Linked DNA regions of Homo sapiens: region 1 is linked to region 2. The links are chromatin contacts, found by Hi-C or POLR2A ChIA-PET in ENCODE. All regions are on one chromosome and are shown on one strand. Each heading gives the region's core, a stretch centred on a gene start or an enhancer-like site at or near the end of the contact. The rest is flanking DNA. Distances are from core to core; before and after follow the strand shown.

Evidence for each region. A loop is a pair of places that touch in the nucleus more often than their neighbours do. ChIA-PET counts read pairs that join two places held with the same protein, here RNA polymerase II (POLR2A). Pooled maps may share reads with other maps.
Region 1: a loop to region 2 is called in a pooled map, with 4 times the contacts of the local background. The contact joins two enhancer-like sites. A Hi-C loop is called at or near these places in 2 of 50 pooled maps. POLR2A ChIA-PET finds 5 or more read pairs at or near these places in 8 of 52 experiments (GM10248, H1, HEK293 and 4 more).

What each region holds. Positions count from the first base shown.
Region 1 is chr1:10,252,462-10,255,181 of GRCh38, reverse strand. All of the region lies in intron 2 of KIF1B (kinesin family member 1B), which reads right to left. Among named protein-coding and RNA genes, the nearest start is that of KIF1B, 43 kb to the right of the region's middle. Within about 2 kb of position 1,266, at least 9 of the 41 ENCODE cell types and tissues checked have a DNase peak (open chromatin) inside an H3K27ac peak, as active enhancers do.
Region 2 is chr1:10,168,457-10,171,323 of GRCh38, reverse strand. UBE4B (ubiquitination factor E4B) reads right to left here. Exons shown (of 28, transcript NM_001105562.3): 25 at 1-186. Among named protein-coding and RNA genes, the nearest start is that of KIF1B, 41 kb to the left of the region's middle. RefSeq lists an enhancer at 731-780. Within about 2 kb of position 1,568, at least 3 of the 41 ENCODE cell types and tissues checked have a DNase peak (open chromatin) inside an H3K27ac peak, as active enhancers do.

The DNA of each region.
Region 1 (2,720 bases), core at 17-2,516, 84 kb before region 2:
AGGTCAGGAATTCGAGACTAGCCTGGCGAACATGGTGAAACCCCATCTCTACCAAAAACACAAAAATTAGCCAGAAATAGTGGTGTGTGCCTATAATCCCAGCTACTGGGGAGGTTGAGGCAGGAGAATCACTTGAACCCGGGAGGCAGAGGTTGCACTGAGCTGATATTAATGCACTGCACTCCAGCCTGGGTGACAGAGTAAGACTTCATCTCAAGAAAAAAAAGAGAAATGAAAATTAGAAAGTTATTGAATGAATCCAACCACTATTTGAAAGCAGCTTTTTTTTTTTTTTTTTTTTTTTTGAGACAGAGTCTCCCTCTGTCGCCCTAGCTGAAGGGGAGTGGCACGATCTCGGCTCACTGCAAGCTCCACCTCCCAGGTTCACGCCATTCTCCTGCCTCAGCCTCCTGAGTAGCTAGGACTACAGGCGCCCGCCACCACGCCCAGCTAATTTTTTTGTATTTTTAGTAGAGACGGGGTTTCACCGTGTTAGCCAGGATGGTCTTGATCTCCTGACCTTGTGATCCACCCGCCTCGGCCTCCCAAAGTGCTGGGATTACAAGCGTGAGCCACCGCGCCTGGCCATGAAAGCTCTTTTTAAAGATCTTACTATGTACTTCAGAAAAGCATTTGGTAATGAAGCATTCATTACAAATACAGTGTTATTTCTGAAATCTAAGGTTGACAAGTATGTAAATGATTAGTGTGTGTGTATTTATGTAATGTAGTATATAGTGGAATCACAGACTAAGTCATTTTGGAGTGTAATTAACTGCATGTTACCAGTATTCAGAAAAGACCCTGGTATAAAGTAGATGCTCAGTAAATACTCTGTGATAATGTTTATCCATCCTAGGTAAGTTAGCAGCCAAAATTTGGAAATGAACCACATTACAGCAAAATTACTTTTTTGACTGAAATGCATGAAGTCTCACCACCCACATTAAAAGTGATTTATCATGTCATTAATCCAGTCACACTATATTTCAGGGACTGACTATGAATGCTTTAAAGCTTAATCTTTCTCCCTCACTCATACACACAAAGCTTTAGCTCCTCATATTTGAAATGAAACAGAATCTTTATGGCATGTGGTCATGAAATCTCCTCAAAGACTGGATATCTCAACCAATCTACTCCTTTGAGATGTGGCAAGGCCACATCCCAGGCTATCAGTGAGATCAGGATTAAAAAATAAATCTGTCTCGCACAGCTGTTGCTCAGTACACAAATAGCAACAGTTGCTACGGTGCTTAGTTCTCTCTCTTGCTGGATTCCACTGGGTACAGCCACGCATTTATGTTCCAACCTCAAATGCTGACAGAGTATTAATAAAGCTCACACTGTACATAATCATGTGACAAGGAGACATGGTTCTAGAAGGAACATCTCTCCACATGCAAATGGTAATCCAAGCAAAGAAGTATACTTCTAACCAAAGAGGAATTAAATGCAAGATTTAAAAAACAGCCAACATTCACAGAACACTTACTCTGAGCCATAAGTACTTTCTGTCTACGAACCTTTTTTTTTCCTGAGACAGGATCTAACTCTGAGGCCCAGACTGGAGTACAGTGGTACAACCACAATTCACTACAGACTCAACCTCCTGGGCTCCAGTGATCCTCCCACCTCAGCCTCTGGAGTAGATGGGACCACAGGTTCATGCCACTACACCCGGCTAATTATTTTTCTTTTTTGTAGAGATGGGAGTCTCACTATGTTGCCCAGGCTGGTCTCAAACTCCTGGGCTCAAGCCATCCTCATGCCTCAGCTTCCCAAAGTGCTGGGATTACAGGTGTGAGCCACCACACCAGACCTACTAACCTATTTGATGCTCCCAAGCACTCAATGAGCCAGATGTTTCATTACCCCCATTTTACAGATAGATAAACCATCACAGAGAGGTTAAATAAGTTATTCATGGCTCCAGAGCTAGCTAGTGGCAGATTCAGGATGCAATTTTGGAGGGTTTGGCTCCAGAGTTCACACTCTTAGCCCAGACACCATCATTTAAATGCTTATTCCCTATATGCAGCATTGTCAAGGCTAAAGGCAGGAAGGCATTTTCATGGAAATACATGTGCACACCTACATGTATGTGGCCACCCCACTAAAATCACACTGTAGGCATTGTTTAAAATTCTCTTTATTGGCCAGGCACAGTGGCTCACATCTGTAATCCCAGTACTTTGGGAGGCTGAGGTGGGCAGATCACCTGAGGTCAGGAGTTGCAGACCAGCCTGTCCAACATGGTGAAACCCCATCTCTGTTAAAAATATAAAAAATCAGTGCAGCGTGGTGGGGCACGCCTGTAATCCCAGCTACTCGGGAGGCTAAGTAAGACAGGAGAATTGCTTGAACCCGAGAGGTGGAGGTTGCAGTGAGCCAAGATCACACCACTGTACTCCAGCCTGGGTACAAAAGAGCAAAACTCCATCTCAAAACAAAAAAAAACTGTCTTTATGACCTGGCTCGGTGACTCACACTTATAATCCCAGCACTTTGGGAAGCTCAGGCAGGAGGATCGCTGGAGTACAGGAATTTGAGACCAGCCTGGGCAACATGGTGAAATCTCATCTCCACAAAAAATACAAAAGTTAGCTAGGCATGGTGGTGTGTGCCTGCACTCCCAGCTACTCAGGGGGCTTAGGTAGGAAGATCACCTGAGCCCAGGGAGGTCCAGGCTGCAGTTAGCCAAGATTGTGCCACTGCAC
Region 2 (2,867 bases), core at 319-2,818:
GTCAGCAATGGCTTTCGCGAACCGAGCACAGTCCAGCTGTAAGTAAATATCCGTCAGTTGGTCCAACAGCTTCTTTGGTTCAAAGCCGTATTTCTCAGGGTTTTCAACTTTCAGGTCACGGCACTTGGGGCCACAAAGTTGCTGAAGATTAAAGTTCAGCATTGCAGCCAATCGGGGTCCAAGCTCCTAGGAAATCACAGGATAATAGGACAATTCATGCTGTTGAGACAAGTGAAAAGGACCAAAAACTCCCATTTCAGTGGAGGAACAGGAATTGGTTGGATTAATCTTCAAAGAATCCTTACAGGTGCTGTGTATCATAAGCTGAAGAAAGACAACATTATATTTCAACTTTACTCCCCATTTCTGATCTGATAATTCTAATACTTAATGGAATGTTGCAGGCTGATGAAATATTTATTTATAAATACCAAAAGAAGCCAAACTTTTCTTTACATTTATGCTTTTAATTAAAAAAAGTATCACTCCAAATTCATTGAGAAACAAGTAAAAGAGAGAAAATTATACAAATCTTACCATTATCTGAGCAAAAAAAGTTTTGAGTCAGCTCTTCCAGCCAGTATTTCATAAACTTTTTTCCCCATAAATGTTAAAAGCCCCTGGCAGTTCAGTCTGTGTCATTCTTATGTACTTATCAGATACAAATAACAAAGTAATGCAAGGAAAGAAGATAAAAGTTATGCCTTGAATAGTTTTAAATCTAGTCAATGAGACAGAGTAAACTTAAATGAAACACCTGGAAAATAGTAATAATCTATGCTGTAATCTCACAAGGTGACTCAGTACCCACTACGGTTGGGCATACATGGTTTTAAGCAAACCTGAAACAGGAAGATGTGGCTTAGAGAGCATTAAACACTGGCCATAAAAGGGAGTCACGAAAGCATTCCTTTAAGTCACAAGGTTTTCATGAAATGTAATAACTGGATTTATACAAATTCAACATATACTTAGCTTTTCAAGAATTTGCTTTTGCACAGAGTACTCCTGTATTTCACTGTTGAGAAGCTGTGAAATAAAAGAGTCATAACAGGACAGAGTTGGTCATTCTGTTTGAAGTAGGAGAGATCTGAGCTAGTCAGTAAAGAAGGTGAAAATGCAAACCTTAAAGGTTTGCAAAATGAAATGCCTTTACACTTTGTCTGCAAAGGCCAGATAGTAAATAGTGTAGCAAAGGAAATGAAAACATCACAGCAGGCACAGGCACAGGCTGGGGCCAAAAGAACAGGGCTACAGTGTACAGATGGCTCAGGTCTATGAGCAGGCCTTAAAATAAATTTATTTATTTATTTTTGAGAAGAGTCTTGCTCTGTTACCCAGGTTGGAGTGGCGTGATCTCGGCTCACTGCGACCTCTGCCTTTTGGGTTCAAGTGATTCTCCTGCCACAGCTTCCCAAGTAGCTGGGATTACAGGCATGCACTACCACGCCTGGCTAATTTTTGTATTTTTAGTAGAGACGGGGTTTCGCCATGTTGGCCAGGCTGGTCTGGAACTCCTGACCTCAGGTGATCCACCCTTCTTGGCCTCTCAAAGTGCTGGGATTACAGGCATGAGCCACCGTGCTTGGCCTTATGCCAGGTACTTCTATGTGTGTTTTCGCTTAGTCTTCCCAACAAGTGTACAAAATAGGTGGGTGTTGACCTTGTTACAAAGGAATTAATCAACTATTTACTATCTGGCCTTCACAGAATTCTGCAAACCTTGAAGGGAGGCCAGTGTCTGGCCAGTGAGCTGTTTTGTTTCATGCTCCATGGCCTTGCACTTTGCAAACTTTTAAGGGAGGCCAGTGTCTGAGCTGTTTTGTTTCGTGTTCCATGGCTCTTGCACTGAAATCTGTTTATGAAGAGACATGAGGTGGAAAGTTAAAAGAGTGGAAAAGAGTTGTCCCCAGGCCAGGGAGTGGCAATAGTGCCTCTGCTGATGACAGGAGTCACATAACAGAGAGTCACATAACGAAGGTAAGAGCAAATACAGAAAATCAGGGGAAATATGCAGTAACGTCATATTCCATTGTAAAGTAAACATGTCTCCACATAGGCAAATGGCTACCGAATCTTAGGTCCCCGTCTTGCCTTCCTCACTACCCTTGTCCTGGCCACACCATAAAACTTTTCAACTTTGTGGTGGGGGTGGCTGAAGCAGGGCAGAAATCTTCAGTGATGCTGCTCAGTTTCAATTTTAGAAATAGGAACCAGGTCTTACTAGTTGAGAACAAACATTCTGACTATTTGCAATCCACCATAAACCCTAGTGATGGCCGGCTCCCATTAACCTTTGGCTTCCTGAGTGTAACAAAGGTACAGCTAAGAGAGCCAAAGATTTTACACGGTCTCAATTATTCTACTTAATATCCTTCCATTGTCAACAGCTGTTACCTTATGCTTTTTCTTCTTCTTTTTTTTTTTTTTTTGAGATGGAGTCTCACTCTGTCGCCCAGGCTGGAGTGCAGTGGCACCATCTCGGCTCACTGCCAGCTCTGCCTCCCGGGTTCACGCCATTCTCCTGCCTCAGCCTCCTGAGTAGCTGGGACTACAGGTGCCCACCACCACGCCCAGCTAATTTTTTGTACTTTTAGTAGAGATGGGGTTTCACTGTGTTAGCCAGGATGGTCTCCATCTCCTGACCTCGTGATCTGCCCGCCTTGGGCTCCCAAAGTGCTGGGATTACAGGCGTGAGCCACCGCACCCGGCACCTTATGCTTTTTCTATAAGTAAAATATAGGAATCAATAATGGTAAAAATATGTCATGACATCAACATGAATAATCCAATGTACTGTCTAAGCACAAAGTGCAGTAAGGCATTTGGAAGTGGCTGTAGACTATGTGGTGACATCAGACATCTGC